5 separate regions of the Homo sapiens genome follow, and all the other regions are linked to region 3. A link is an interaction called in ENCODE POLR2A ChIA-PET data of the cell type or tissue named here. Cell type or tissue: MCF 10A. All regions are shown on one strand. Each heading gives the region's core, and the rest is flanking DNA. Links, peaks and the distances in the headings are about the cores only. Region 1 holds the start of TSPAN19 (tetraspanin 19). Region 2 overlaps LOC102724680 (a long non-coding RNA gene). Region 3 holds the start of SLC6A15 (solute carrier family 6 member 15). Region 4 overlaps TSPAN19 (tetraspanin 19). Region 5 overlaps TSPAN19 (tetraspanin 19).

The links. Peaks named below come from ENCODE experiments on the same cell type or tissue, not always from the same donor. Only the 100,000 strongest peaks of a DNase experiment are listed, where the experiment ranks them.
Region 1: POLR2A ChIA-PET joins it to region 3 with 30 read pairs; 3 of 35 experiments call an interaction of 5 or more read pairs at or near these places.
Region 2: POLR2A ChIA-PET joins it to region 3 with 18 read pairs; 4 of 35 experiments call an interaction of 5 or more read pairs at or near these places.
Region 4: POLR2A ChIA-PET joins it to region 3 with 26 read pairs; 2 of 35 experiments call an interaction of 5 or more read pairs at or near these places.
Region 5: POLR2A ChIA-PET joins it to region 3 with 28 read pairs; 3 of 35 experiments call an interaction of 5 or more read pairs at or near these places.

The regions. Positions count from the first base shown.
Region 1 is chr12:85,033,404-85,039,871 of GRCh38, forward strand. It overlaps TSPAN19 (tetraspanin 19), which reads right to left and starts at 2,874. Exons shown (of 9, transcript NM_001100917.2): 1 at 2,801-2,874. It overlaps LRRIQ1 (leucine rich repeats and IQ motif containing 1), which reads left to right and starts at 2,948. Exons shown (of 27, transcript NM_001079910.2): 1 at 2,948-3,004; 2 at 4,750-4,905. The coding sequence starts at 4,774. In MCF 10A, for the core only: no CTCF peak of the experiment used is centred there; a DNase peak (open chromatin) is centred at 2,918.
Region 2 is chr12:84,965,370-84,971,837 of GRCh38, forward strand. The region is part of intron 2 of LOC102724680 (a long non-coding RNA gene); the gene reads left to right. Among named protein-coding and RNA genes, the nearest start is that of SLC6A15, 56 kb to the left of the region's middle. In MCF 10A, for the core only: no CTCF peak of the experiment used is centred there; no DNase peak of the experiment used is centred there.
Region 3 is chr12:84,908,394-84,914,861 of GRCh38, forward strand. It overlaps SLC6A15 (solute carrier family 6 member 15), which reads right to left and starts at 4,406. Exons shown (of 12, transcript NM_182767.6): 1 at 4,130-4,406. LOC102724680 (a long non-coding RNA gene) reads left to right here and starts at 4,444. Exons shown (of 4, transcript XR_945154.3): 1 at 4,444-4,511; 2 at 6,364-6,468. RefSeq lists enhancers at 2,976-3,524, 4,073-4,620, 4,621-5,167. In MCF 10A, for the core only: a CTCF peak has its summit at 4,504; DNase peaks (open chromatin) are centred at 3,048 and 4,438.
Region 4 is chr12:85,015,701-85,022,168 of GRCh38, forward strand. TSPAN19 (tetraspanin 19) reads right to left here. Exons shown (of 9, transcript NM_001100917.2): 6 at 3,926-4,036; 7 at 1,756-1,899; 8 at 188-271. Among named protein-coding and RNA genes, the nearest start is that of TSPAN19, 17 kb to the right of the region's middle. RefSeq lists an enhancer at 730-1,024. In MCF 10A, for the core only: no CTCF peak of the experiment used is centred there; no DNase peak of the experiment used is centred there.
Region 5 is chr12:85,026,150-85,032,617 of GRCh38, forward strand. TSPAN19 (tetraspanin 19) reads right to left here. Exons shown (of 9, transcript NM_001100917.2): 2 at 3,732-3,824; 3 at 3,570-3,642; 4 at 1,750-1,874. The coding sequence starts at 3,797. Among named protein-coding and RNA genes, the nearest start is that of TSPAN19, 6.9 kb to the right of the region's middle. In MCF 10A, for the core only: a CTCF peak has its summit at 3,510 (motif pointing left); no DNase peak of the experiment used is centred there.

The sequences.
Region 1 (6,468 bases), core at 1,152-5,151, 130 kb after region 3:
GCCAAATTAGAAAAGACACTTAAGATAGGGGGATAATTTATAAATGGCTGTGGGAATGGAAACAGTATCACAATATGAGAGATGTAGTAGGAAGTAGAATTGCCAGCATTGGGATAACCAAAGAATCAAAGATGGAATGTAGTCTGTAGAAATGATGTAATTAAACTTTGAACATTATCTCATATTCTACATTGTCTCATTTAAATTGATTCCCTTTATCGTCGATATTTTGCAAATGCTATTATCCCCAATATCATCAATGAGGAGAGAAAGACTCAGCAAGGCAAAATTACTTGCCAAAGGTCACTTAGTTAATAAATGGCAGAGATGAGATTTAACTCCATTGATATAAACCACCCTCTCAATAACTTTCCCAAGCCCCAGTATCATCATCTGTAAATGCAGATTGTAATAGTACATGCCTCAAAGAGATGTTGTGAAAATTAGATGAGATTATGTTTGTAAAGCTCTTAGCCCAGTGCCTGGCTAGATGTTAGTTATCTCGTTATATCATAAGGCTAGAATCTCGTTATATCATATCTCAGTATAGAAATATTAAGATTATACAAGAGTCATGCATGTGAGAATGGGGAATGGGATGGAAACTGTGGGAAAGTCATAAATTCTCATTTTTCTGTGAAGTGGTTGGTCATGACAGCAGCTGGGAGGGAGCACAAAGAGAGTTAGAGAATCTGAAGGCTTGAGACACACTTTAAGTGGAACAAGAGAATGAGAGGCCTAAGAATACAATATGTGGTACTATGAGCTACATAGTAAATTACTTTTACTCAATAATTACGGTGCCTCAAGAAAATGAAACAAAGAAATACCTGCTCTGCAACTATTTTGAACACAACAATGATATTATGGGATATTTAAATTATATCACTGCCATATGAAGAATAAAGCAGTTGTTGAAAAATGCTCTTAAACTAAAATGATTTCACTACAACACATTTTCAAAGGAATATTAGTCTTGTCAGATAACAAAGAACAAACAGTTATCTCTCATTCTTTCATTCTCTCAATAAATATTTATTATGTACTCTCTAAAGGAAATATGCATTGTTAAGCCAATATGCTATAAATCAACCACACCTACAAATTGTTTTTAAAATTTAAATGAAATGAAGTTAACATGTTCAAAAGAAACAAAAGTCTACTCAGGTTAAAGAGTCATAGGCAAACCAACATACTCAATCTGAAGTTACCGTTTCTAGGAATAATGCAATTAAAATGGACTTCTGCTAAATACTACATGGTTGATAAACAACAGTGTCAAGTTAAATTTACTTATAATCTACAAATGTATTAGATAACTGCTGCCTTTTATTTTTGATTAGTTATATTCTAGCGAAATTATGACTAATTGATAAAGTTGTCCTTTCTTCCAAAGTAAAAAATCGCATGACAATATAGGAGATCTATCACCATGAATTAATTTATCTTCAGAAAATCTTTCACTGTTTTTCTTTTTTGCTGTCAATATTTGACAAAGTAAGCTTTGAGAAGGAAAGGAACTAAGGCATTATTTCCAAAATTATTTGATTATGAAAACTAGTTATTCAAAATTAATTTTGAAATTATTAAAGGATTTATAATTTTTAGAAGTCTGGATAGTTTCACAATCAAAAATAAAACTAATCTTAAGATTCTTATGTGAACTTCAACACAATATGAAAGTCTATTTTAAATGAACAGTTTGAGGTTCGAACACAGTAGCTCATACCTATAATCCCAGTGCTTTGGGAGGCCAAGGCGGGAGGATTACTTGAGTACAAGAGTTGGAGGCTACAGTGAGCAATAATTGTACCACTGCACTCCAGCCTGGGCAACAGAGGGAGACCCTGTCTCTAAAAAAACAATAAAAAATAGATAATTTCAATAGTCTATAAATCAGCAATAAAACCAAACTTAAAAAAAAGAACAAATTCCATTTGAGCATGGACTTTGATAATGAAAATACTCTGAATTTAATTAGACCTGAAACCAAGTGTAGTTTATTTTTTAAAATCATCTTTCCTGAAAAGGAAACTAACATGTGTGCTTTTAATATGAGAAATCTATTAACGTCTCACTTTATATTATTAGTTCTTATGTTGATGCAATTCAAGTTTATTGTTACCAGGAAATGTAGTCTATTTTTTTTCCAGAGGCTCAGTGAAATATTTGCTTTTAGCTTATTTTATAGCAGATACCTTTTACAATTATGGCTACTTCCTTTTAGAATTTAATGCCTTATTTGCAAACTTTAAAAGAAAATTAAAGTAAAAAATATGTTATTAATTAAAATATTATTTTGTACCCTATGTATTTGCTCCACAAAAAACTTTAATAAATTAAGTTAAAATTAAATAGCATGACATAAACTTAGAAATTAAGGTTTTATATTGAAATACTGTGTGACAATATTTTTACAGTAAAATAACTCCAGAAAATAATTTTTCAAATTTCTCACCCACATCCCTTCAGTTAGAGGTTTTTGATGGGCATTGATTGATGATTTTTTTCTTTTTTCCTTTTTCTTTTCTTTTCTTTTTTAAAAAACTGTTGTCATGGAAGGCAAACAACTTATTGACTTCTCTTCCATACTTCTATGTCCCACAAATCACTGTTCAGGATTAAGGGTTTGTGGAATGAACACCTTATACATGGGCAAATCACCAGATGGAAATATAAATATATGTAGCTCAGAAACAATTTAAAAAATTTAAAAGTGAGATTACATCTACTTGGGTAATTATAACAAAATTTCATTTTATTAAGTATTTTCCAAAGTTACTTAAATATTAAAATCTACCTGTAAAAAACCGTAAGCTCCTCATCCAGTCCCTGAAATGCTGCGTTCGTTTCAATTTAGAATCGAGATTGTTTGTCCTTCTAGAGCACCTGTAGGGAAAAACCGGTGTCTCTTCCTTGTGATTGGCTGTTGCCATGGATACGCTTTGTGTAGCGGCTATGGGCGCTGTCTTACAACAAAGCCAAGGAATCTCGCTGCTGAGGGGTGAGCCGGGGTCTTAAGACTGGGATTCCCGTTGAGGGAGGTGAACAGCTGTGGGAGCTCAGGCCGAGCCGGGACTCTCTCTGCCTGGCCAGACTTCCAGCAAAGGGAGAGACCGCGGGTCAGGGGATGGCTGTGCGACTCTGCGAAGCTCGAGGCTCCCTTCCACCCTGGAGATTTCGAGAACTCATTCAAAACTTAAAGAGATGTCTTGGCTATGTAGGGATCATTCGATGGTTACTCACTCACCGCTCCCCACAAACCAATTGACGTTATTTTCCTTCCTTCCTTCCCTTCTTGTCGCCCTCCTTTCCACCCTTTCTTTTTCTGTCTCTCTTTCTTTCTTTTTTTTTTGGTAATATATAATTTATATGAACCTTATAAAGTAGATTTCTCTCCCCTTTCTTTACAGGGGTTGAAGGGGGAGTTCCTTAAGCTTTTCTACTTTTGACAGCTTTAGTGAACTCCAAGTGATTCGTTATCAACTTAGAGCACTTTAATGTAGCCCATTTACAGTGAGACCCATCCATGACTGCACGTCATATACAGTAACCACTAACTGCAGGTGGCTACTGAGGACTTGAAATGCAGCTAATCCTAACTGAGATGTGCTGCAGGTGTAAAACACACAACAGATTTCTAAGAATTACTGTCCAAAGAAAGAATATAAACTCTTTGCAATGATATTAATAATTAATTTTGTTATTACACGTTGAAATATTTTGGATATATTGGGTTAAATAAAATATATTATAAAAATTAATTGCACTTCTCTTTTGTTTTTAAAAAGTTGCTAATAGAAAATTTAAACTTGCGTAAGTGCTCAAATATGTAATTGGACAGGGGTGATCTAATGAGCCAGTAGATGAACAGAGAAAGTCATGTAAAGGAAATGACTCTTACCTCCACCATACTCTCCTGCCTCTCTTTCTATATAAAGTTTAGTATACCCGTGCATTTTGCTTTGTAGGCATAAAAAAAAAATCTAGCTTTCCTTCTAATAAAGCTTTTTAAATGCACTTTGAGTTCCATTGCAGGATAATATTTTGCCCTGGTTCTGTCTGGAGTTCCATTTCACTTTGTTTTTCTTTTCTTTTCTTTCTTTTCCTTTTTTTATTTTATTTTTTATTTTTGAGTGAGTGAGTGAGGGTGGAAGTTATGGGTAGAACTGATTTTGAGATGATTGAGTAGAGTGAAAGGAGGAATTAACGAAAGGGAAAGAGGATGGAAAGAAGGAATGAAGAAAAGAACAAGAAGACAGGTGGAAAGGTCAGGCCCTTGAGTAAAGAAAGAAAGGTTTAAACTAGTGTCATGAAAAATAAAATGATAGCTGACTAGTACGTTTTCAAACCTTTTTTGGGACTAAGACCAACAGTGAAAAATAAAAAACAGAACATTAACAACAACACATATTACATTGCAACTCATGCATACATACCTACATTTATATGTATTAATAACTGAAACAAAAATTTTATAAACAATTCTGATCTTTATTATATATAGTAAAATTATATAAACATATAAATCAATAAGAGTATTAGCGTACAATTACAGTTGATCATTTTGTAGTCAAAGTTTAAAAAGAATGATTGAAGAGATAAAACAATGTTTGGTGTAACCATAATAAGGTGTGATAAAAGTTTGTTAAATTAAAACATATTTAAATAAATATGTTGGATTGGTATGACAAATTAGAGAACACATAATTTTTAGTGACATATTAGCCTCTTCATTTTTTAAAGCAGTTCTGTGCTTTATTATGAAGAATAATGGACGATGATGATGCAAAGCTCAAAGCAGAAATAGAAGCTGAATTGGATAAACTCAGCATTTCCTCCTTGGAAAAAGAAGACATTGAGAGTGATGCAAAATCAGAAACCCAGAGTGATGATAGTGATACAGTGAGTATTGCACTTTTGAGCCTTTTAACAGGAGTAGGCTTTTCAGGAGAAATATTACTTTTCTCAGGATGTTTTTATGTACTTCTCATTTTTAGCAGCATTGTTATAAACAATTTATATAAATATAAATTATATTGAATATATATAGTCACCTATACATCTTCGTAAAATTGGGATTATCATTATATATATTTATATCCTGATTTTTGTTTTTACTTGTGAACATTTTAGCATGATTAAATTACATGGGAAGAAAAATGTATATGAAATCTTTTGACATATCAAAATGGTTACTTTTGGAAATAAAACAAATTATCCTTTTATTTGTGTATATTTACCAATGTTTATATGCTTCAGAGTTTATTCATAGATTTATTCATTTATACCAATATCCTTAATCCAACTGGAATTTATTTTCAGGAATGTTATGAAATGTAGAACTAATTTGAAAATCTCCTGCACATATTGAGCTAATATTTCCAGTGTCTCTTGTTTAATAATCTAATTTTTCTCAATTGATTTATCATATGTCTTACTGATAGTTATTGTACATATGATCTATCCAAGGCTGTCTGTTCTTTTCCATTACTTTATTCATTATTTTCCTACTGTTGTATATTTGTAAATATTGAGTGGACCAAATTCTTCACATCTTTTTATCATTTGAAAATCTTAACTAAGCTTTTTTTGAAAAAGAAAATTTTTTAAAGATTTGAGAACTTTGTTATTTTATTAGGATTGCACTAAACCTACCTATTACATTTAGAAAAATTAACATTGTTACATTATTATGTCTTTTATCCAGAGCTCATTTAAATGAGGCAAAAAAATCTGAAATTCTTTATTTGAGTATGAAATCCAACAGAATAATGGATTGTTTTATATTTTATTATACCTTTTTATATAAAGGAAGAAGAAAATTTTAAAGCCCTTCTGTTTCAATTAAGATACCTCACTATTATTTATATCACTTAGAATCAGTGTAAGTATTATTACCAGGGGAAAAAATTATTAACTAAGGATTTACAGATTATGAACTATATTTCCCAAGACATAACAACAATCTCTACAATCCAGGTAGCTTAGAATTCTATTTCTTAGTTAAACAAGAAATAGAAATCTCAATGCAGGACAGATGTCAGAAAAGTAGAATTGATATTTTTGTCACTATTTTTAATACACTACTTTATCAGGACTCATTTTATGACATATAATTTTACATGCTTTTCTGTAGTACTAAAAGAAAGGTAATATTTTCTCATTATCTTCTAATGTTCATTCTCAAAACTAAACACTGAATTCCATTAGTTAGGATAGAGAAAATAAAGCTGGCTGTAAATCCTAAATTCAACACATGAAAACCCAGTATGGCAGACAATATTTGTTTTTAGTTAAATAAAAGCAGGTGCATATCATGTTCTTCTATATAGAAGCATTTATATCGTTTCATTGATGCCATGCTTGAGGTCCCTCAGTGAAGTGTTGTCATCATGTAGATATATGTAACTTCAAGATTATTATTAAAGTTGTTCCTAGATGCTTCAAGTATTTTGTTGTTATGAA
Region 2 (6,468 bases), core at 1,416-5,415, 58 kb after region 3:
GTAAATGTGCTGAGAACAGAAATGCTCTTGTGAAATTCTTTACATCACTCAAAAAGACATATGGTGTAGCACGTGATTTTATGTTTTCATGGTAATGGATTGTAAGGCATTTTTAATATTAAGCAGTATTATGAAAACTTAATGTACTTATTTTTCCTTATGGTTATTATAATCCTTTTAAAATGACATGGCATTATTCAATAGCATTTTTCCCTTTAGGGTAATGTATATTAAGCCAATAAAAATAATGAAGTTTTATTGTACTGGAAAGTTAATTGTAAATTTCAAGCGTCAAAATATTCATATATACACAGAAGCACATTTACTGACTCAACTCAAGTCAAATTTTGCCCAAAACTAAAAATTTCACCAAAACAGTGAAATACCTCTTCAACTTACAGTATTCATAAAAATATAGATCCTTGTATATTTGCTACATAAATGATGACCACTTTTTTTAGCCAAATTTGTAATATGGTAAAACTTTTTATTTTATATTTGTTTTGACTTTTTATTTTTTATTATTATACTTTAAGTTCTGGGATACATGTGCAGGCAGAACGTGCAGGTTTGTTACATAGGTATACATATGCCATGGTGGTTTGCTGCACCCATCAACCGGTCATCTAGGTTTTAAGCCCCGCATGCACTAGGTATTGGTCCTAATGCTATCCCTCACTTGTCCGCAGCCTCTGACAGGCCCTCGTGTGTGATGTTACCCTCCCTGTGTCCATGTCTTCTCATTGTTCAACTCCCACTAATCAGTGAGAACATGCGGTGTTTGGTTTTCTGTTCCCGTGTTCTTTTGCTGAAAATGATGGTTTCCAGCAAAGGACATGAACTCATTCTTCACTCTTTTTTATGCATAGTATTCCACGGTGTATATGTGCCACATTTTCTTTATCGCATTGATTGGCATTTGGGTTCGTTCAAAGTCTTTGCTATTGTAAATAGTACTGCAATAAACATACATGTGTATGTGTCTTTGTAGTAGGATGATTTATAATCCTTTGGGTATATAATCAGTAGGGGGATTGCCGGGTCAAATGGTATATCTGGTTCTAGATTCTTGAGGAATCACCGCAGTGTCTTCCACAATGGCTGAGCTAATTTACACTCCCACCAAGAGTGTAAAAACATTCCCATTTCTCCACATCCTCGCCATCATCTGTTGTTTCCTGACTTTTTAATGATCACCATTCTAACTGGCATGAGATGTTATCTTATTGTGGTTTTGATTTGCATTTCTCTAATGACCAGTGATGATGAGCTTTTTTTCATATGTTTGTTGGCCGCATTAATATCTTCTTTTGAGAAGCGTCTGTTCATATCCTTTGCTCACTTTTTGATGGGGTTGTTTGTTTTTTTCTTGTAAATTTGTTTCAGTTCCTTGTAGATTCTGGATATTAGACTTTTGTCAGATAGATAGATTGTAAAACTTTTCTCCCATTCTATAGGTTGCCTGTTCACTCTGATGATAGTTTCTTTTGCTGAGCAGAAGTTATTTAGTTTAATTGGATCTCATTTGTCAATTTTGGCTTTTGTTGCAATTGCTTTTGATGTTTTAGTCATAAAGTCTTTGCCCAGGCCTATGTCCTGAATGGGATTGCCTAGGTTTTCTTCTAGGGTTTTTATGGTTTTAGGTCTTATGTTTAAGTCTTTAATCTATCTTGAGTTAATTTTTGTATAAAGTGTAAGGAAGGGATCCAGTTCCAGTTTTCTGCATATGGCTAACCAAAACCTAACATTTTAAAGTGAGACTCTTACACAATGTGAATGCATGGTCACCATTGACATAAGCCATCAGCAAGCACTTAATCCTTCCTTTGACCAAAGTTCTACATTCATTAAACTGTCCAGGACTATTCAGAGTGCCAGTGAAGTCTATTTCCACCAGTGCATTGGTTCACATCAAAATAAAAGAAAACTGTATGGTCAGGCTTTCACTTCTCAGTCACTAATTACTGAAACTTTAAAAATATTGATTTGATACAGCTTGATTTTATGTCTATATAATTCATTGAATTGAACATATTTATGTTTCCAATTTTACTCTGTAAGAAGTTACAGAAAATTACATATATTATGGAAAAACTGAAAATAAAATAACATTCTGGACACTTTTTCATGCCACTTATAATACTTCAAGTTTTTATTGTACTATCAATTTCTATTTGATTAAATCCACAACTACCCACATACATTTTACTCTTGCTTAATCTCCTAAATTTATAGAGTAATTTATATTCAGGTAAATTCATGCCACATTAACTGAGAGTCAGGCTAATTCAGAAGATGCTTTTCTTCACATAATGCTGCAGTAATAAGTAACTTCAGTAGACATTGGCTATGCTGAACAGATGCTGGAGACTCCAATGAGTCTCAATTTTATGGCTACACTAAGAAATGTTTGACTTCAGCTTAATTTTGTTATTGTTGCAAATCTGGACTGTAGTCTTAAGAAGGCAAGGGTCATATCTCTGTCCCTCTCTTTAATGTTTCTTATATCTAACTAACATAGCGCTGGGCATGCAAAATTCATTCTGTAAATACTTATTGAATAAATTAATTTATGCTAGATTAATTACAAATACAATAATCATCTCTCTACACTACTTATAAGTCATTCCCACTCTTTTTCCCATTAATTAGCTTAATGTACATTTTTTTTCTTTTTACTCCAAATTTTCTTCACTTTTTCTCCTTATCTAACCTTGGTATCCATCTCATAATGTCATGATCATGAGCCACAAATGGTTCTGTGTAATAGAATAGTGTCTCATATGCACATCAAGATTCTATGTGCAGGCCCTGAACTTGACATACATTAACTCACTTAATACTCCATATATTTGTGCTGGTGTTTTTATTTTTTAACTTGTCACTGACTTGAAGCTCATGTGAAGTTGGGATTATTAATATGTCTATTTCACAGATAATGAAACTGAGGCACCTAGAAACTGGTAATGTGCTTAAGGTCATACAGCTAGTGACACTAGGATTTTAATTTTGCCCATTGGACTCCAGAATGTGTATTCTAACATAACATTCTAGCCACTGCAATCTTATGCTGCCTCACCACTATGGTGTGATTTAAATTATGATTCACTTTTATAATCAACGTAGCTCTCATTGTATAAGAGCCTCTCCTTAGATAAGTTCTTATAAATAATTGATGCTTATATCTCAAATATATTGCTTAAAAGTTAACGTTTGTATTTTAAAAATATATTTTCCATCTACAAAATTTGTAATCAGGCCCAGATTCAAATTTTATATTTGCCTCGTATTAACTATGCCACTTTCACTATGTTACTTATCTTTACCTCTTTTAGTACAATTGTTTAATCTGTGACACAGCTAATACAACTGCTCTGAAGTTAAATAAGATGAAAAAACATTTTAAAGTACTTAACACAGTGCCCAAAATATAATAGCCTTTCAATAAATATAAATAGTAATAATACATTTTGTAAGGATTCTAACATAATTACTGTATTTGCAATATTTGTGCCAAATCTCCTCCCATATTTAGTTAAGGTTTATGGTTCAACATCCTGGGTAGCATGTTGTTAAATCTCGTGATCAAACATATAGTTTAGAAAGATTACCTATTGCTTTATTATTTAATTGCAAAAATACACATATTTCATGGGAGATGAATAAAGGCCTCTAAAAAGTTGGTCTTTAAATATAAAATATTTGCATGAACTCATAATGTTGAGTGTACTAGATCACTATATTGACACTTTGAAAGTATATATGCATCAACTATGCCCTTCTAGTTTCATCTCCATTGATAATCTTATTTAAAATCAGATCTATTCATATCTTCAAATTAAGAAATAGAATATAAAAGGACCTTAATTTCATTTTGTTTTCAAAAGAAAAAAATAAGTCAATAAAAAGCTGTGTTGTACAGGAAATAACACGTTTAACTAATAAATGCCAAAGGATTTATTTCAACATTGTAGACTAATGTTCAGTTATGAATGTACACTTTGAGGATTAGCCTGTGGGTACAGGAAACAACATGTTCAAGAGATCACCTTTTCAGAACAATGAAATACCCTAAAGCATTATGAGGCTTAATTGAATAAAATTTCACCATATACACCCATTTATAAGCCTACAACTCTTGACAAGTTCAAACTTCATCAAGAATTCAACATCAATAAAAATTAATTTCTACCAGCCATGATGCGTGAAACCCTAATCCAGACAGGACGATATTACTAACATCTACATTCTTTCTCCAAGACACAGTTGCCTCTAAGCTAATTGTAAAATGTGTTTCTCTTTTTTCCATTTCCCTTGAAGAGAGTATCAAACAAATGACATCCCATTCTTAGATTATTTTTTAAAGGACAAGACTTTAAAATTTTATTTTCCTTCAAAGGAAGTGATCCATCTCTGTAAAGCATTTACATATGTAGCTACAAAATATTCTTAGCCCTTCATAAATTAACAGTAGGATTATAAGAATAAATGCATTAGCAATATTAAAAGTATTATTCATTTATACAAATTTAGTACCTACTCAAAATCTCCAACAAATCAGGGCTTTCGACAATCGTTAAATATGAGTTGTGTGCCTACTATGTGAAATATGTATAAATTTCTTATTAATCAAAAATAAGGATAGTGCAGACTAAAGCAGAATGTGGTTAGTTTGTTGTAGATAATGATTTCATAGATTAGAGTCTTAAAGACTAAGAAATTTTGCTAAATTATATGATTAATTCTAAAAAGTAATAGCTATCTTATGTTGGATAATTATAAACAAAAACTAATGGGGTGAGCATGGTCTTAGTAAGTGCATACTGTGTCACTCAGATTATTCATAAGACAAATGATTTTAAATATATTCAGTTGTTTGTACCTAAGTGTTTTCCACCCTTCTGTTATGTTTTGATTACGTATTCAGTCTAAGAATATACAGGCTGAGAGAATAGAGTTATTGTGACTTTATTTGTCTTACTTGTCAAATTATTTGAAGCAGACTTTAGGTCAACAGCATTTAAAATTTCTATTAAATAGTGAACAGCTGAAGGAATTTTCCAGGAAGAATGAGAAGGAATGAATAGACTTTTCATAGATCCTAACATAGAATAAACAAGCTACGAAAAATTCCCTTTGTCTTCCTCATACCATTTTCTCTTTTTCTTCTTTACTTTAAAATCTACTAAAAAATGCAACCCTTGCTCTCTTTGGTTTTTAGAAATAAGTTTATTAGACTATTTAACAAGTCATTTAACTTCTCAGTGCTTCAGTCTTCTCATCTGCAACATAAGGTGACAGGATTAGAACATGTGGCCCACAAACTTTACGTGTGTGTAAGAATCAACATGGAAAGCTTGTTAAAATACAGCTTCCCAAGGCCAGCTTCAGAAATCCTCATTTAGTAGGATTGGGGTAACCCTCTGAATCTGGTTGTTTTTAATACACCCCTAAATATTTTTGAAGCTGGTAGTCTACATATCTTATTTAGAAGCCCTGAAAATATGACAAATTCTCTCCAAGTCTCCTTCCATCTCTCATAAATCGCCAGGTCAATATTTCCCTTAGAGTCCATAAAATGAGTGAAAACTAATTTTCTGGCTCCCAAAGGTAAAGTAGAGAGAATCTTGATATTATCAATGTGTTCCAATTCATCCATTCAGTTTTTTAACATCTATGTAGAGGCCACTCTAAAAGTCAACAGAGTATTGCAAGAGAAAATATACCTTCCTAGTGGTTATATTGTAGGTCATGGAGCATTTTATTAAATATTAAAAGACTATACAGAGATTGTATTATGATATCAGAACAAATACTCTTGTTTGAAAGTGTTGAGCTCTTATAGATTCAAGGTGATAACAGAAATAAAATGAATATGTACCTTGTCTTTTCATTTCAGTTTGTAATGGAACATCAAGAGGAATCAAAATTACGAAGTTTTAGAGGTTGTCTATTATAAATATTTCTATTCCCTCTAAGGTGTTATCTGCTCCCTGATACCAACAATCCAAGTGTCTTTCTGTTTGTATTCTGGTAGCACAGTTCTTCATTCACTGTAGACATTCAAAAAAGGACACTGAATGAATGAGAATAAATAAATGGAAAAGAATGCATTCCATCATTGAAGTACTGACAGAGACTCAGTGAAGAACTGGACTCACTTGTTAAAAGGCAGATCTATTTTTAGGGCATGGTCAGATATCTTCATTCCTAACAGAGGCTTTTAAACATTTGTGTTGTGCTTCTTTGTAAAATTAGCTCTTATGTCTCTAAAAATGTGTGAAGGGCTGCCTTTCCTTTTGCCTCATCTCCACTACCGCCATAGGCAACATATCCTGAAATGCTCAAGGAAGTCCCATTTTATTCAAAAAATTTTGCTACTTACAGCCTGTATGATTGAAAATCTTAATAATTCCAGATTACTTTTTTTGGAGTTAATGAGTCTTTCTGTGTACTACTTAATGTATA
Region 3 (6,468 bases), core at 846-4,845:
TAAATTCAGAAACAACAACAAAAATCAGGGGGTCGTCAAAATACTCATTGACTTTTGTACCTTACTAATTCCATGGCATGTGATGAATGAATAAAACTCTACCAAAGGTGTTTATTTGCCTCTGTCTTTACTTTAAAATATTTTATATATTTATATTTTGAATACAAAATACTGTAATAAGATATTAAAGGGCAAAGAGTAAAGAAACATATATATATATATATATATATATATCTTCCTACCCTTTCTCCCTAGAATATACTGTACCATCTGTACCTCCCAATAAGTAACCAAAATCTTCAATAAATATTTTCTGTATATTCAAGCATATATATATGTGTGTATACACACTTAAACACTCTATATATATTCAAGCTAATATGTGTTTTCTCCCCACCAGCCCCCAATCTGCTTCTTTTTACACAACTATTACTATGTGCATAATTCTACCTCTTAGTTTTTCACTCTAATAAATTCTTCAAAACTCTTGATCTCAATGTAATAGCTTCATTTAAAAAACTACTGTATGATATTCCTTGGTATGGTATACCATATATTTAGATCATCACTGATAATTTGCTACTACAATGTTCCAACAAATTATTTTGTATATCTTGCATCTCCATATCTGTAGAATAAATTCCTAGAACTGGAACAGCTTGATCAAAAGGTATGAGCTTTTATAATTTTGATAAATATTACCAAATAGCCCTTGATAAAAATTGTGTCCATTTGCACTACCACCAGCAATGCATGAGAGTGCCCGCTTTCTTCTACTGTCTTCTGTATAACAAATAATCTCTTTGATCTTTGCCAATCTGATAGGTGAAAAAGTTCCCAAAGTATGCATTCTATTTAAAAATAAAAGTCAATTCATCTTATGTGAAAAGATACCTTAGCACATTAATCACAAGGAAATAAAGTGACCTTCAAGGCTGAACACAACTTACAGCTCTGCCCTGTGTCAAGTGATACTCTGCATTTGAAATTGCCCTATATCCCAGTTTATTTTTAGGGCTTGTTGTTCACAGAAAAAGAGATGATCATTACTGGTCAAAGTTAATATTTAAGCAGATAAATACATCAAAAATTGTTTAGTAAAGACAGCCAGAAGAGTGGTATGATAAGCAAAGTAGAAATAAATCTAATGATTCCTGCTATGTAACCTTGAATGTTGTTCATGCATCCAACTATGCCTGTAGATTTTTATTAATACTATCTGCTGAGAAACCATTTCAAAATCTACTCTGCACAGCTGCATAAGAATATACTAATATATCCTATCATGCATATGTATGTAGTAATAAAGAATTAACATACTCTTCCACAAGGTGAGAGGTCCATTGAGAAGTGAAAGAAAAGTTTTTAGGAGCTTTTGATAGCCACCAAGCTCTCTTTTGGGTCTGCTATTCTAAGTCAATGATTCAATTTCCTAGATGATATAATCCCAGAGTTAAAAAGAATGCAAATATCTTACCTATTCATATACAAATTATATTTTATGACAAGAGAAGCATATTTACAATTTCAACTATGATCACTGGGTAAGGTAGTAACTATGAATACGGACTTTAGAGTTTAGTAACTATTCTGACTTATTTTAAATGTTTCAGTAGGTGACAAGGAAGGCATCTCATCTGATTATTGGCATCTCTCATAACTGTTATCCAGTTTTAAGATTCTGCATTATTTCATATTTATTCAGTGATAGAGTACTGATCTCCTAGAAACATATAAAAATAACTTTCTTAATTCGATTAAAATACTACATCTCGAGTTAACTATATTAGAATTATAAAATAATTTTTCAATCAACTATATAATGTGCAATCAGAAAAAAGAAAAGCTTATCAACAGTAAAAGATTATCTTTCTTTAAAAATCCTATTAATTCCTGTCATCCTAAAAAAAAACACAAACTGAAAGCTTTATTTAGAGAAAAATGGTTAATAAATTCCATTTTAAATTTGTTGGGATATGTTTTACCACAACAAATACACATGGATCATTGATGATTCCATAGAAAAGGCAACAACACATAAAAATAAAATCGCCTGATTTTGATGGTCAAATATCTTGAATTTAATATGAGAGAAAAAAATACATACTGTTTGTTAGTCCAAACTGCACCATGTTGTAAGCTCCCTGCTATTTTGCAGACCTTGGTGAAAGCGAAACATTTCACAGGGGTTCGAGCTGTGAGAAACATCCCGTCTAACCAACTGACCACGAGTTGGACAAAGGCCTAACTAAAGAGACATCCCTATCATATCTTGCTGGACAAAGGTCCAAGGAACACCCTGAACAACAGAACGACATCGCGCCGGAACAAGAGCCAGAACCGCCTCTTCATGGAAGCATCTTATTAATATCCCGCGGAGCAGCAAGCCATACTGCTCAGACCCCTTCTGCCCGTACCTATAAATGGCCCCAGCCTGTAAGCGGCAGCGGGCTCCGGCATTAGGCTGGTCCTCCACTTCTGTAGGATTTATGCTGGACAGAAAGCCTGAATTTGCTGTTGAGCCGCCCTCTTTCCGTGTGTGTGTGTGTGTGTGTGTGTGTCTTTAACCCTCGCCTTCCCTTCAAAACCTAACACTGTTCAAAGAAGATTTAGTCCATCATTAAGTATTTATTAAGAACGTACAAGTCAAGCCCAGTACTGGGCGCCTAAGACATAAATAGGTCTGTGTTTCAGCAATGATCTTGCAGAAATGAGGTTGGGTGGGTGAGGGGCTTGTTGGGGCTGTGTCTGCACATAATAATTCCTCAAAACAAACACTTTGTTGCTGGCACAGCAGAAAAGCAATCAGGCATTGACAGGTAGAAAATAGCTTTTACAGCATGGGCGATGAGGAGCCCCAAAGCAGCATATAAAGCAAATCCTTCATTTCTCCCATACGTCTTAAGTAGTGAACCGCAAGGATGGTGCAGACTAAGATTGGGTCTACCTATAAGATCTGGAGGGGAAAACGGCAAGACCAGAAGAAACCGTCGCAGACTTATTTGCATAAGCACCCAAACACTGCTTACGTCACTGCGCCGGAGTCCGGACCCCGCCCCGTCTTACTCCAGCCTTTCCCAGCTAGGGAGGAGGATGGAAAGGGAAAGCGGGACGCTGGAGAGCGCGAGCCTGGGGGCTTTGCTTCCTAAAACGCACATCAAAGGCTGCTTCTCAGCTCAGGAAAAATAATTCCCGTTCCCGCAGCCTGTGCCACTGGGTGGGTCATGCCTGTTCCCGAACGCCTCGGGCGTCTTGATTCATTCTTATGTATCCAGTTGGTGCGCTACGTTAGAGTGCAAGGATTTCCCTGTACTCAATACCGTCTTCTTCCCAGTCACACACAGACCAGCCTAGTGAAAGAAAGGTAGAAACGATCTGGGTTTCTAACTGCTTCCCATCTTCTTACAGTCCCAGCAGCACCACCCTCACCGCCACACTCTCAAATTCCAGGATGCGCAGAAACACAGGAGCCGTGATTTCTCCAGCAGCCACGTGCCTTTCGTACGGCGAAAGGCCCCCTTTCGGGCCATTTATCACAGGATACCTCAAGCAAAGGGGAACTGTGGTCACGTGAAAACACTCTGTCCTCGGTAGTCGCCTTCTGCCTTTGCTAAAGCGAACGGAAGCGAATGAGGAATAAAGCTCTCTGCTCTCCCCGCCCCATCGCCCACCTGCACGAGGTTTAGCTTCCAATTCACCTCGCGTCTCTCTCTGCCCCAACCCTCCCAACTTTCCTCTTGGACTTTCCCGTGTTGGACCCCACCCTTCAACCAACCCCGACTTGGCTTGGAAACGAGTAGGTCTCTGGGGATGCTGTGGGCAATTTCCACGACGGGAAGAAAGGATGGCGGCACGTTTCAACCCATGTGCTTCCCCTTACATGTGCAGCCTGTCGCCCCCCACCCTGATTGTACAGAGATGCAGAGTTAGACGGTTGCCCGCCCAGCCCAGCTTCTCCCTCCCAGGGCTTTTGAGCTGCCCTCCCTCCTCCCACCCCAGGACGCAGCGAGTCCTTCCCGGCATCCATCCATCAATTCGTTCCCGGTGCTGGTGCCCAGGCTCCTGGGTGGCTAATGGCGAGCCCCACCTCACCCCCAGTTGTGCCCTTAGCGTAGGCGCTTGCCATTACCGTCAGTGTGTCTTGACCAAGCGCCTCTTGCTGCTTCCACGTCCGGGCAGCAGCAGCAGCAGTCGCGAAAGGGTAGGGTCCAGGTGGCTGTGACGGAGGCCGAAGAGGAGCTGTTGGCAGAGAAGCAGCTTCTTGCCTAGGTTGGGACCCGGAGCTGGGTTTTGGGGGTCGCCGCCCTGCAGGCTGGCAAGGAGAGACTCGTGAGCGCCTGTGTGTCTGCCAGGGAAACAGCACGGGATACAGGCGCGCGGGTGCGGGTGCGCGTGTACATGCGTATGTGTGTGTGCGCGCGCGCGTGTGTGTATGTGTGAGGGTGTGACGGAGGCGCCCACGTGCTCGGCCCGCCCGTGTTACGGCCGCCTACCGGCTGCAGAGGAGAAGGGTAGGCTGTGGGCGGCGGCGGGGCGCGGAGGGGTAGCCAGGAGCGCAGGCTGGGCTCCGCACCTCCCTGCCCCAAAACCCATTGATGCAGCGGCCACTGCGGCTGCCGAGCGGCGTCTTCCCAGAGCCCGGGGCTGTGCCCGCCCGATGCAGGATGCAACTGAGGAAGCCCGCTCCAAAGCAAAACAAAACAAATTCCTCCAGCCATGCCGTCTTTCTCCAACCCACTCAAGCGAAAGAATGGACACCAGTTACCAGCCGCTGACTTTTGTCTCAGTGAGAATAATAATAGGCATGGTGCTACCTGGCACCATCTGAATATTCTCCAAGAGTCAGTAATGGGACTAGAAAAAATGGGTGACCCAAAGAACCCTTTTCCCTACCTATTCCCCCAAGCCGGCCATTTACATCTCTTGCGAAAGAAAAAGCCTCTGGGCATTGGCTTCTCCGTCAGGCGGTGGCCTCATAGCGCTCAGTGATTCTCGCCAGGTTATGAAAGGCCGTTTTAGAAAGCTGGCCCTCACCCACCCTGTGTTGGTGCCTCAGCAGCAGACTTTTTTCCAAGGGGTCTCATTACAAGATGAAGCCTGACTTACCTCTGCTAACAATCAAGGCATGCTCGTAATTAAGCCACGTGGAGAATTCCTAAAATATACACCTCTGAACACAAAGCTTAGCCTCCTTTTGAAAATGGCTGAACCGTCCCCTAAACAGTGCGTATGCTCTAAGGATGAAATTTTCCGTCCTTGAAACGTTCAAAATTTGAAAGAAATACAAAATGAACCTAGAAGCTAGGTAGAAAGGTTCAGTAATTTAGCAAAGTTAATTTTTCACTTCCAGATTATTAATATTACTCTTAAAAACTACTTTTGTGCACTTTTAGGCCTTTTAACAATCCCTTAGATTTTTACGGTTCGTATCCAATTAAGATTGAATTAAATTAAAAAGGCCATTGCAAACAGGTTTTTCATGCAGTGAAAAATCTCTTGGAAAGAAATCACAAGACCTAAATTTCAGGTCAGAACATTGCTACTAATCCTTAGCTTTTAAAACAGCCAAGAGAGTTTTTTCTCAGCCTCTCTTCCAATCCCAACTTTGAAAAATTAAAAGTTAAGAAATTAAATTAGATTTGATTCCCTGATACGCCTCCCCTGCCATGAGTAAATAAATGCTCTTTGATAGATGCGCCACGTGAAAAAATAAAAACAGTCAAAATAAACCTTTTATAGGACTTTTTTTGCTTTTTACTTCACATTTTGGTGACAGGCAAATATTTAATGTTGATATATAAAGAAACTGAAATACAGTACCAACATTATCAATAACAACTGAGAAAATTTTAGGAAAATAAGGAGAGCTGTGTCCACCATGATCAGGATTAGGATTATCTGTGGGAAACAAAGTTATCCATATGCTGGCAGAAATCGTTTACGGTAGTACCAAGAAGTACGAAAATTATTTCTCTCCCACGCTTTTTCACTAGTGTCTGATACCTAATTCCAATACATATGCATAGGTCACAAAATATTTGTAGAGCGATGCCCTCCATAATGACTGATACTAATTTATGTCTCAATGCCAATGAAGAGAAGTAGGAGAAAGCAACTATTGTTTTAAGCTTCCCACTAAGTACCTGGGGCTTAATAATATCTTATTTAATCCTCTCAACTAATTAATGAGGTGATTTTTCCTAATTTAGAGATTAGAGAGAGGTGATACTCAAAAAAAATTGCAAAAAGTCAGAAAACTTGTTCAATGACAGAATGGAGAAATAAATTCAGATATGCTGGCCTCAAACTTCATGTGCTTTTATACTATCCTGTAACCCTTTAACAAATTATCTATTTTAACAGGAGGAAAGGGTGGAATCTCAACACAAGTGGTAGGCAACTTTGAAAACAATAAATAGATGAAGAATGGAGAGACCTCAAAAGGAGAGTCTGGGAACCCTAGCCAAA
Region 4 (6,468 bases), core at 1,483-5,482, 110 kb after region 3:
ATTAATAGGCTCCCCTGACCTGGCTGATTAAGGAATCACCTGTACAACTCTTGGATGTAAAGAGCCTCAAAGTCCTGGCTCTATTATATGAACTTATCTGATTAGGTCTCCACCTGATTGCTCTGCAGTCTATTCTGTATAGCTTATACTTAATATTTTTCATTTTAACATATGAACAAAAGCTTACCTCTGAAGTTAAAAGTCCAAAGTTAATTCCGATTAAGGTTAACACATTAACATTATACCATGCACTGATTTTATTTTCACAACCCTAAGAAAAAGAAGTTATTCAGATGGACATGGAGATGGAAATGATCTTATACATAAATCTTTACAAAAAATAAAAGGTAAACAGAGATTAGTAATTTACCAAAGTCTAAATAGTAAGTCAATATCTAATTGGCGAACTGGACTTTTAGTCCAGAAAGCTTTCTACGGCAGCAGGACACCTCAGTTGCTAATTTTAAAATTGCTAAGATGTTATCATGTAATTAAAATCAGAAATTTGTTACACTTTAGAAAGAGATTTTCTCTTCTGCAGACTATTGTAATTCATCAGGATACAGTAGTTTCCCTACTTACCCACCAGCAATACCCCCAGTGGAGGCCTGAAAACACAGACAGTATCAAACCCTAAATATATTACATGTCTTCCTATAGAAACATATATATAATAGAGTTTAATTTATAAATTAGGCACAACAAGAGATTAAAACAATAACTAATAATAAAATAGAACAATTATAACAATATGCCAGCATCACTATTCTTACACTTTGGGGTCATCATTAAGTAAATTAAGGGTTCTTGAACACAGGCACTGTGATACCTCAACAGTCGATCTTACAATGAAGATGACTACTAAGTGACTAAGGGTGGGTAGCATCTGCATCATGAATACACTGGACAAAGGGATGACTCATGTCCCAGGAGGGAACAGGGCAGGAAGACACAAGATTTCATCATACTACCCAGAACAGTGTGCAATTGAAAACTTATGAATTGTTTATTTCTGGAATTTTCCACTTAATATTTTCAATGGTTGAACTCTCACAATGTGAAACTGCAGATAGGGGCAACTACTGTATATATCACCACATAAAATGGTTATTTCCCAAAGAGTAGATGCTTTTTTTTAAAAAAAAAAAGTAATGTTCCATTTATTTATGAATTAATTATGCAATTGAAACAATACATCTTAAGATTAGAATAAGCTTAATATGTAAACTATACAAAGTATTCGCAGTTCTTAGGATGAAAAAATCTAGTTATCAGTATCCCACACCTGTAAATCGCAGTTGCTCCAGACAACCCTTTACTCTTGCTTCTGCTACACTTACTTGAACACCACATTCATCATTGCTGGGGTCCACTCCCTTTAGTTTTTGCCTATTCTTTTACTCCTGGTGTTTTAGCTCCCTTTCCAATCTTATGCACCAAGGCTTTGACAGAAGTGCCTCCTCTTTCTGCAGGACTTCTCAAGGAAGGCTGGGGAGAAAGACTGATGATATCCCAAGTTCCAAGAATACATAAATCATATACTCCCAGGAAATTTATTTACTTTACGTATTATACACTGGAAATGACACTACAATTTACCTAATTACGTGTTCAACTTAGGGAAGTGGATTAAGAATGTAGCCACCGTCAACAACATTATTTTTATATAAAAATTTGCTCAGAATTCTAAATTGACTTGCAAAATAAACAAACAAAATACTATAAATACTTGTAGAAGCCTAGATTTATCTTTACCTCAAGGTAAGTTGCATTCAGTGGCTCATCACAAAACCATTTTCTTAAAGTTGACTTTGTGCAAGAACATGGCACCTGTCCTGAATTTTCTTTGTTCTTATTCTTTATCCAGTCTGTGTAATTATGTTGGCCACAACACTGTAACTAGGAAAAAGCTTATATGAATTTTACCATAAAATGTTCAAAATGCAGTTAATTATATGAGATTAATATTGAAGTGGTTTTTGTGATGAAGATAACTCATTAATTTTTCCCCATGAACATGTAATGAATTAAATAAGTATATCTGTGCTTGTTTAATTCATTACTTTGTTTCTGCTATTATTGTTGTCAGCCATAGATAAAGATCTCTGCTCACATTAGTGGCTTGTGGTTGGATAGAATTATTACATCTGAATTTTATCCAGGATAGAAGATATACTTGATATGCTTATGTATAAATGATGCTTAGGACCATAATATAAAACAATCACTGGAGCCATATCTTGCTCCCAACTGTAGCAGTTCTCTTTGTATTTAAAGAATATGCAGTCATAACTGTTTGGTATACCTAAAAAGAGATGCAGGGTAATATCTACTTTTCTAGGATTAATGTGAGATGTTAACTTTCAATTTTGTATTGTGTGAAAATTACCACAAAGAACCAAAATAAGATAATAAAAATAGTCATAAAATGATCCAACTTTTAAGAAATGTCTCATTTGTAGTGCTGATTCTGGAATCCTATCAAGCAGAGTTAGGAGGATATGAAAGAATCTGTTTACATATTTGTCACTTAGGAAATAAGAGAAAGGTGAAGTAATTGTTTTCTAAACTTTTATGGAAAATGATAACATTAGTACTGCCTATGTTTACAATATATACCAACAATCTACGACAATTCTAGGAAATGCTGACGACTAAAATATTGATTGAGAGTTAGGTTACTGAAAGTTAGTTTAAACAAACAAACCTACATATATTATCTCAGTTATATTAATGGCTAGGAATTGAAAGCTGGAATTTCACTAATAGTAGTGATATGATAGACAGAATTGTTTCCTCATCATTTTCTGCCCATAGGAAGGTTCACTTCTCTGCTGTAAGTTGTAATGCAGTTTGAAAATACAATACATGTACGGATCACATACATAAGAGAAAAAGACAATGAGTAAAAGTATTTGTAATTACATTTCAATTCTCTTAAAATGTATTTCCGTTATCATATGTACTATAAATAAAACCTATTTTTTTATGTGAGGCATATAATATAGCAGTAAAAAGTACAGAATCTAGTGCCAGATTGTGTGGGTTTGAATCTTGGCTCTGCCACTTATTAGCTGCGCAATCCTCATTAAATTACTAAATTTCTCAGTTTTTCATCTATAAAATGAGGATAACAGTTCCTATGTTATAGGGTTGGGAGGACTGAATTAGCTAATATATGCAAAGCACTTACAAAAAAGTCTGGGACTATGTAAATGTTTGGTATTTTTTTAATTGGGCACTTATTATATTCCAGGTGCTGATCTATTTCTGTAAACCATTTAGCCGACAATACCCTTCTCTTACCCTTCCACTGCACCTGTCTGGAAAAATCTGCACTGTGAAATAATAATCTTTAAAAATTAGCTAAAAAGTGTTAGTTGCATTTATGCCCTGGATCCAAGCCTTTCTATATATAGCCTTTCTATAATATATAGAATATCTATATATTACTTCATTTATTCCTGCCAACCAGAGTTAGAGGTTAGTATGCCCACTTTACGAATGTGGAACTTGGAGTTTAAGAGGGTTACTTGTCCAGAACCACAAAGCTATTGCACAGCAATCCTGGTATTCAGACTCAAATGGTAACCACAATGCTGCCAGCAGAGACTACTGCTTAAACTTATCTCCCATCAGGTGCAGCAGGATAGACTATCCCACTTGGCAAAAGACCAGCAGCACTTTTCCAGGTGAAACTAAGTTAAAATGCACATCCATTAACACAGAAAAGAAGATAGGAGTTACAAAAGGAGGATATAAATCAAGATTTGTAAGTGTGGAGAATGCCCTTTTTGCCCAGTTTGTTTGAAAGAAATACAACAAACTTTCATCCATCTGCCCCATCCCCTGCCCTGACCTATTCTCTCTTCTGTCCCACAGTGGTCAATACTGACATCTAATTTTTTAGTTAATTTCATCTTACTGTTTTCTGTAAGGCATTCAGAATAGTCCACTTGGTTATATCTTCAGGCTTATCTTTAGATCCATACTCAGAAATGACAAAATCAATTTTGTCATGCCATAGTTGCTGAACCTGTAGAAAATTGTATTAAAAATGAAAATTTCATAGGAATGTATCCATAAAAATTTCATAGAAATTGATGGTTCCTCAAGAGTACCATCATGAAAAGAATATTCAATATTATTTTTCTGTTTTCTGTTTATTTCTTTTTAAAATAACTTTTTAACACTTTCAGTGGATATCAAATCATATGGTTTTTCAATTCATAATCTATAGGAAGAATATATTAGGCTCATTTTACAATTAAGGAAGAAGTAATGTGCTATTCTCATGCATATCTAAGGGAGATTTCTTCTCATACTCTCAGGAAAAAAACTGTAAAAGTATTTTATATAAGCCAAAAAAGTTTGTTGAGTGTCTTTTCAATGGACACTAGGCTTTTTCTGGCAAACTTCAACATTCCTTGATTCTGTGGGGGTTTGTACTGTACTTTTCATGGTTTATAATTTATTTTACAACTTTAGAAGTTGTAGAAAACTATAGTTATGCAAGTTATACTTGGTCAGACAAATGTACATTTTTCTCGGTGAAGGTATATTTAATTCCTTCTCTCTCCAAGCCTGTTTTGCGTCTATTAAGTGATGGCCTATATAAATGTCTTCTTTGGATTCTCCTTTGAATTAGTTTTCTATCATACTGGTTCCCTCATTAATTAAGATGTTAAATAAAATAATTGACTTTTGAAATCTACTGTATATTTCTACAAAAGTTATGATTTTTAAATTTTAAATATTATCCTTTCATAGTACTATCAGGGCTCAGAATACAACAGCTCCAAAATATAGCACCTTGGTATGTGAGTATTTTAAGCTCAAGGAAATTGAGAAAACTGCAGAAGCAGGAAGGTCACTTTCTGACCTTCTCCTGCCTTTCTCCCATGAGGCAGGTCATAATAGAATTCTCTGACCCATTTCCCCTGAAGGTATAGCATCAGATCCTCATTCCAGAGGGGTCCTGTCCTATATGCAGAAGCCAAGAAGCATCTGAACAGACAAGCCTTGCTAAATTTCCCCTAGTTTATTACCATTAGATTATATGCTTTTGTCCTCCAATCACACTTTCACATGACTGTCCACAAAAATAGATTTCCTTGGATCTTTATTTTTTGGTCTTTATTTTTTGGAGTCTTTATTTTTTGGTTAAGTAAATTTGTTATGCTTTTCATTTGTTAGTTTGTCTTTTGTTATAGGGATCTCAGCCAAGAGCCTTGTGATGAATGAGATATAACTTTTTCTCTCCAATACTAACACAAAAATGATCAGATTTGGATGGGGATAAACAAAACTCTGCAATTTCAAAAATCTAGGTAATGCAAAGGTAGAACGATTGTCGTAGTAACTTAAGCATTTACAAATTTATATAATTTTTTATAACAAATTACTAATTTGGTCCTCAATAATACCAAAAGGTAGGAAGAATAGATATTATTACTGTTTTATGAATGGAATACAGACACTCAGAGAATTTAATTATTTACTTTTGTTTACAAGGAGCTGAGACTTTTAAATATAATCATTTGAATACTAGTCTTAAGGATTTTTACTGAATTATGCTGTCTTTGACAATAAAAACTAAGTAACTGGTGGGAATATCACAGTAATTATAAAAGGCATGTAAGCTAAAATCTTACTTAGTTACTTATATATCTGTATTTTAATACATTTAAGAAGATTAGAATAATGAAAAGGAGATTTTAGATCTACTTTATACTCTGTTCATTTTTATTTAGAATAAATAAGATATATAGTGCTGTTGAGAGTGTGTTGGGGGTGAAACATATGGCCTCGTTTTGTTTCTAAAACATTATTTGGGAGATCCAGAATGCATATAAATGACAATTTCATACATAAGTACTTTCCTATGTAACCTATGTGACTAATGTATAAATAAAATTCCCTTATGCTTACTCAAATTTGGTAAGCATCTATGAAAGGCCTAGTTTATCTTCCACACTGAGTTAGGTACTGTAAATGGCATAAAAGATTTAGAGGCTTTTAAGAACTTAATCCAGTTTGAATGCAGAAGACAAATTGATGTAAACAAAGCTGTTAGCTCTGGGGTCAGCTAATGAGTATTTGAGTCTAGGCTCTGTCATTTGGCCATGAAATACTTTAACAAGCATTTCTCATCTCAAAGCCTCAGTTTTCTCTTCTATAAAGTAGGACTTACAGTGCTTCTTTAGGGGTTGCTATGAGGATTAATAATACAATGCCTATAGTGTTTATCACAGTCTCTGGCACATGGTAGTTATTAATCAGTTCTTATTTCTAATATATAGAGAGATACAGGAGTGTGTGCATAACATTGAAGCAAATATGGGTGACTGATAAACTATATTTACATATTGATAGCTCTTATGTGTCATATTTATGTTCTATAATGAGGTTGAAAAGTTTGAGGATGATAGATTGGGATTTGGTGTTTTGCCAGCAAAGCAGCTTTCC
Region 5 (6,468 bases), core at 1,204-5,203, 120 kb after region 3:
CTACTTTCCCCCTTCATTTCCTATCCCCTGCCCACTACATTGTATAAGTAGTAGACTCTGCATTTCCTTTGCCTATATGGAAATTTGTGACAAGAAGAAAAAAATCAAGGTTTTCTTGCAAGCCATTTCTGTTCTGGTTTTTATATCCAAAATCTGAAGCTCAGTGAGAAAATTATGCTAAGGATCCTGGAAAGAGAGAAAGATAAGATTTGAGAAGAGAGGGTTGGCCTTGGAGGAGAATAAGAAGAAAGAATAAAGTCTCTTCTTAGACTAAAAAGATTTTGAGGTGGAATCTGGAAGTCTGTGGGTTTCCAGAGCAACAGAGCATAGTCCTTGGAATCCTGGCACTGCCCTGGTAAGGTGGTAAAACCCCAGAAGGAAATCAGGGTCCATACCTAAAATGCCTGTGCCAGGGTAATATTCAAATAGTAGTAGAAATTACTATTAATAGGAAGCAACTGATTCCTATGCCAGGTGTACCTCCCAATTGCTGTGTCACTGGGGAGGTCTGACTGCCTCAGGGAAGGAAGACTGAAGGAATGGAACTGAGGTACTGGTTATTTACCAATATTTCACAAAAGGGTTTCACTGATATGCCTGTATGGGTAAATACTAGATGAATAGCAGCCCTACCTTTGGCACTCATGGCCATTCAAAGAGCAGAGTGAGTAGACCTGAAGGGACCATGTGAGCTGGGAAAGTGAGTGTGTTTGTGGTAACTGGCATAGACTGATAACTAGTGTCCAGGGTGACTACCCAGACTTTCAGTGCTCCATAAAAGCTGAGTATCTCTGCATTCTTCCTGGTAAGGGACAAAATGACAGCAGCTGAACTTCCCATCTGCTTGGCTGCAATTAAAATCAATTTGATTTAGAGAAAAATGTAAAGGCTATATTTCATCTGAGTGTGTGAATTGTGATCCATAACTGCCACATGTATGGTAATTGGCTCATGTCCAAGTCAGTACTCTGGAATATAATTTGCCTTTTCACGTTACAAGCCTCGAGAGAAACAGTGGGCAACCAGATGCTAGAGTCTGCCTCTTTCAGTAATTATAGTTCTCTTTTAAAAATAACAATTTGTGATCTCAATTATAAGTTACCTTTCATGGCAATGGTAGACACTATTATTAAAGAGGGGAGGAAAAGAGTGGGGCAAAGGTTGAAAAGTAACTGCTGGGTACTATGCTCACTCATTAGCTGGGTGACAGGATCAATCGAATTCCAAACCTCAGCATCGTGCAATATACCCATGTAACAAACTTGCACATGTACCCTGAATATACAATAGAAGTTGAAATTATAAAAAAATACATACATACATAAGTTACCTTTCCGCGTGCCATGCCCACAGAGAGAAAAATGTGCTGACTATAGATCATGTTTCTTTTTCCCTGGTAAGCTACATTCCTCATTGACTTGAATACACTTTATTCTAATTCTAGCCTTCAGATTCTTAAGTTTGGTGAATTGTAGTTCACCCTAGGAGATGGAGAGTCCTATTGACTCTGTGTTGAAAATTAAATGTCCAAATGTGCTGAGGTACAGATTCAATTCATAGAAAACGCACTAAGAAAATCCTGTCAGGAAAAGTGACTTTGTTGGAGGGAGGAGGGTGTGCTTCATTTGAATTACTCTAAGGACATACTCTACTGCAGTGCCATGCTAATATAAATCAGTATTCATTTGTGTAACTTAGATACTTAAAAATCTAAGACAAAAATTCAAACTATTGACATGAAATACGTACCACAATTAGGAGCCATCTGATTTCGTTGTGAATTCCTATATAACCCAATAGACAAAAAAGAACAGTAGAAGATCCCATTCCAATCAAAATTTGAGAAATAGGTACTATGAAGTGATTATTTTCATCTGTGAAAAGTACAAATTTACTTATTATGAAGTGGTATTTTATATGAAGTGGTATTTTATTTATTTTCTATTTAAGAATAATTGCAGCAATCAAAAGTTTTTCTGAGCAGCTGTTGCCAAACCACTAGGATTCTCTGTCTCTCTCTGTCTCTCAATTTTTGACCTCATGTACCAGCTCTTACTTTTAGAAACAACCTTTCTTCCTTTTCTGACATGAAGAGAATTTCTTAAATTTCAGAAGATCGCTTTACCCTTATCCTCCTTGTCTTCTATGATAGAATAAATTTTTTTCTAAGATTTCATCTATGTCCAATGTATATTCAAACATTCATGTATTCATTCATTCATCAAAAATCTTTAGAACTTAATATGTGTGAGTTAGATGTATACACCCTGAATTTATTGCTAATATGATCCCTTTCAAACTATATTTTATTTTTCCCCATCTAGACTGTGAGCCCTCAGTGCTAGAGATTATATATATTTATCCAGTCAACAGGCTGACTGTTGAATGCTTGGTGCTATGGCACAAACAGCAGAACAATAAATGCTCAACAAATAATTGTTTTAAAAAAGAAGGACGGATAAATAAATTAAACATGTGGGAGGTGTTATGGGAGAACAGTGTAGGCAGTAGTGTGCTGGAGTGAGCTTGTACTGGCTCATAAAAGCCAATTGTGATATTTTCAGGAAATCTGCAAACCAACTGAATTCACTTTGACACCTTGAAATTGGCCATTGAGGAGCTGTTTAAACCATGGAAATGGGCAGATGTCATAAATCAATATTCTCTATTCCAGAACTGGTTGTTAAACGTTTGCCGGCATACTACTGGGAACAGAGGCACCTAAACCAGTTGGGGGAGAAGGTTAGAAGGTTTGGGCAAGGCTGCTGGAAAAGGTAACATCTGAGCATAGGCTTTATTGGTCATTGTAAATAACCAGGTTGGAATGGTGGAGCATTTCTGAGACATCCAGCAGCACAGGGTGTGTAAGAAACTCAGCTTTGTTGGCACTTACAGTTTGAGTCAGATGAGACTAAAAATGTTTGCAAGGATGACATTATAGGCACTTTGTTTTTCAGTCTTCTTCACTGAAATAAAGCTCCATGTGGATAGGAACTTTATTTTGTTTGCTCACTACCATATCCTCAGCTCTTAGGGCAATGACTGACACAGAGAAGATGCTTAGTAATATTTGCTGTACGAGTAAATAGTGGCAATGGGGAGTCACATAAGCTTTTAATAGGAAAGTTACATGGTTAAAATTGCATTTTTAAATTTTCTTTTTAAAGTGACAACTAATAATTGTACATATTCATGGGTGTTGTTTTGATACATACAATATATATAGTGATCAGATCAGAGTAATTAGCATGTCCGGTCATCTCAAATATGTATCATTTTTGTGTGTTGGGAATATTCAATATTCTTCTAGCTATTTGTGACTATGTAATACATTATTGTTAACTACAGTCATCCTACAGTAGTATAGAACACCAGAACTTTTTTCTTCTACCTAGCTGTAATTTTGTATCCTTTAAAAAATCTCTACAACTGATGAAGACTTTCAGAAGGAATGCTGGACACTTAATAAATTACAGAGAAATACTGCCACCTGCTGAATAAATTGTGTATACAACTGTTAAAAATTGAATGTCTATTTCACTGAGAGAAAAACAAAAATAGATACATACCAAAAGCTGTTAAAAAATTATTTCTATCTAATAAGAGCCATGCACCAAATCCCATGAATAAAAGTCCAAGAACCTAAAAAAAGAAAGTCAATGCTTATTTTTTTGTAATTGCCTATACAATAGATTACATTTTCTTTACTGTATAATTATGAAGATTCTTACCAAGAAAGCTCCATTAATGAGATTAAGAAAGTACTTAATAATTATTGTTTTGTTATTTCTTAACATTCTTTTTCTTCCAAGATATTGATGATTCTGAAAAGACAACCATAACTTTTTAAACATTCTACACAACAACTTTAAATATTTCTCCCTACTTATGTTCTTTATTTGCACATTTTTCTTCTCAAATCAATTATCAGTATAACATACTTCCATCTCTAAATGAAAGGATTTATTGAAGGTATCTTGAAACTGTACCTTGCCTGCATTTTCTTTTTACTAGAGAGTATCTGTACTTAAAATAATAAATATATATCTGCAATGCTTTGACTAGGCAATCAAGAGTAAGAAGACATTTGTATAACAAGTCAAGTAGCCTTACTGAATTTCTTGCAGTTTCAAAAAGTATAAGATATTTTGTTTTCCATCTTACTGTATTTTTAAATTTTTATTTTAATCCTAACCATTAGATAGCCAGGAACATTTCCAGTCTTAATATACCTTGTTCCCTTGGCTGGAAAGTTTTCCTCACTTCTGCATGCCCTTCCCCTTTCTCAGAATAATATTAGCTCCTCACTGAGGTGTTGGTTTGGGGATCTTTCTCTTAACCCAATTTGTTGCCTCTCAAATTTCTCATTGACCTGTCTTCTTCCCCACAGAGAGTCAGGGGTATTTAAGTGGCGAGAGTATGTCTTATATACCATTGTAACCTCCAGGTTTAGCACACAGCAGGTACTTGATATATATTTGTTGAATGCATGAATAGATAGATGAATTAAATTACTTAATCTATAATTTAGTTTAGTATGCAGTATATAAAAAAACTAAAGTAGCTTTCATTAAAACTTATTTTCCAGGTAGTCAATTTTCCTAAAACTTTCATGGAAAAATCAATACCTACTCCATTGGTTTTTGGTGCTGGTTTCATTAGAGATGAAAGTTTCAAATCTAATCTTGAGTATGTTCCCAGATTTTCTCTTTTCTCTTCTCACTGTTTTAATTCTAACTAGCACTATAATTTTAAACATACTGTAGTTTACAATGTTTTAATATATGTAGCGCATGATTGACATGATAGAAGCAGATTTAATAAGATTATTTTAAAGCTATTTGTCTGTCCCTAATTAGGCAGAAAGCAATTTGTTTATTGAACTGAAGGATCCTTTGAAAAGTGGAAAAAAAAGAGATGTCTACATTAGTCTATGTACTACCTTCCCTACTTTATCGTAAACCATCTTCCTCGTAAAATCTCCCAGTGTTCTTCTCAGTTTACGGAGTCACTACAGGTTATATCTTCTACCTATGCTTTGAATTCTCTTGCTGTCATTTGTTTTTTCTACTTTCCATCCTATTGTCTTATTCTTTAATTCCTCTAATGCCTGGCATGTTTTGATGGGACGCTCAGTTGGAAAGACTGCATGATTTTTATTTCAGTTTATTTCAAAGATGCTATAAATCTACATTTTTGGTTCCAATTCTATTTACTACCACATGTGAAAAGCTCTCTCACAGCCTGAACGAGAAGATAGGCACAAGGTCTTGGCCCCTGTCTGTGAAGAAGAAAGAGAATGGATACTAATGAACCAGAAAGCTCTGTGGTAACTCTGATGTGAAATGTTGAAGGCATGGACTTGAGTGTTGATGTGGTAATAATTAGCATGTTAGGCAGGGTCAAGCTGCAATACTTTATCAAAGGACCCAAATATAGAAGTAAACTTTTATTTATCTCAGTTCAAAGTAGGTGATTGGTTCACTTCTAGAAAATCATGTTAGAAACTTGGAGCTAACTCTGGCCTGTTCAACATGTGGCTTCCAAATTGGCTCCAGGTGCCATCTTTTATAGCTAACAGAAAGGGAAGGGGATGAGTAAACTCAGGCAGGCATCTTTTAAGCAAGTGAGGTTGAAGTTGTACACTTCTCTTCCATTTAGAGTCCACCAGCACAGACTTGGTCCCACAGCAATACTCAGCTCCAGTTGAAGGCAACCATGTACCCAGGATAAAGAAAAGAAAATAGGGTGGTGAGGGCCAAACAAAATGCCCACTGGTCAGAAAAGGCCAATTACAGAAGATAATTAGAAAAAAAAGAGAGCTTGGATTAAGCTTTAATATGCTTTACTGTGGAAAAGAATCAAAGACAATCAGAAAGATTCATGTAGGATGGGAAAATAAAAGAATAATGGTAATCACTGGAAATTTAAAAATTCAGGAAAATGGTTTAGAAGAAAAATTCATAAATTCAATATTTCATGATTAAATTTGAATTGGTAAAGAATATCTGTGGGTTATGTCTCATAAGGACTATAAATGGAGTGCAGATAAATGGGTAGCATAGGCTGTACAGACTTGAAAGTCATTCATAGAGAACCAGTGTCATGGGTGTGAATGAAAGAGAAGAGGGACTGTCTATAGATGGAAATGGGCAGAGGTTTGATGGTAGAGAATGAAATGATACAATTAAGAATTTGGAATTTTTAAAGCTGACTTTTACAGACTGAGAAGACAATCAAGGCATGATCTCATGGAAACCAATAGAGAAAGACAGTTCTAGATCATGGTGTCATATCATGGTGTTACATGGTATAGAAGTCAAAAGGGGTGAGAACTTAGTAAGCGCAAATGTAGGCAACGTGGTAAGGAAGATGTTTATGGTAATTTCAAAACTGTGGTTCAAGGTTACAAAGTTAAAACACAACAAACTGTGCATCCAAGCAACGATTCAAAGAAGCCCATGACTA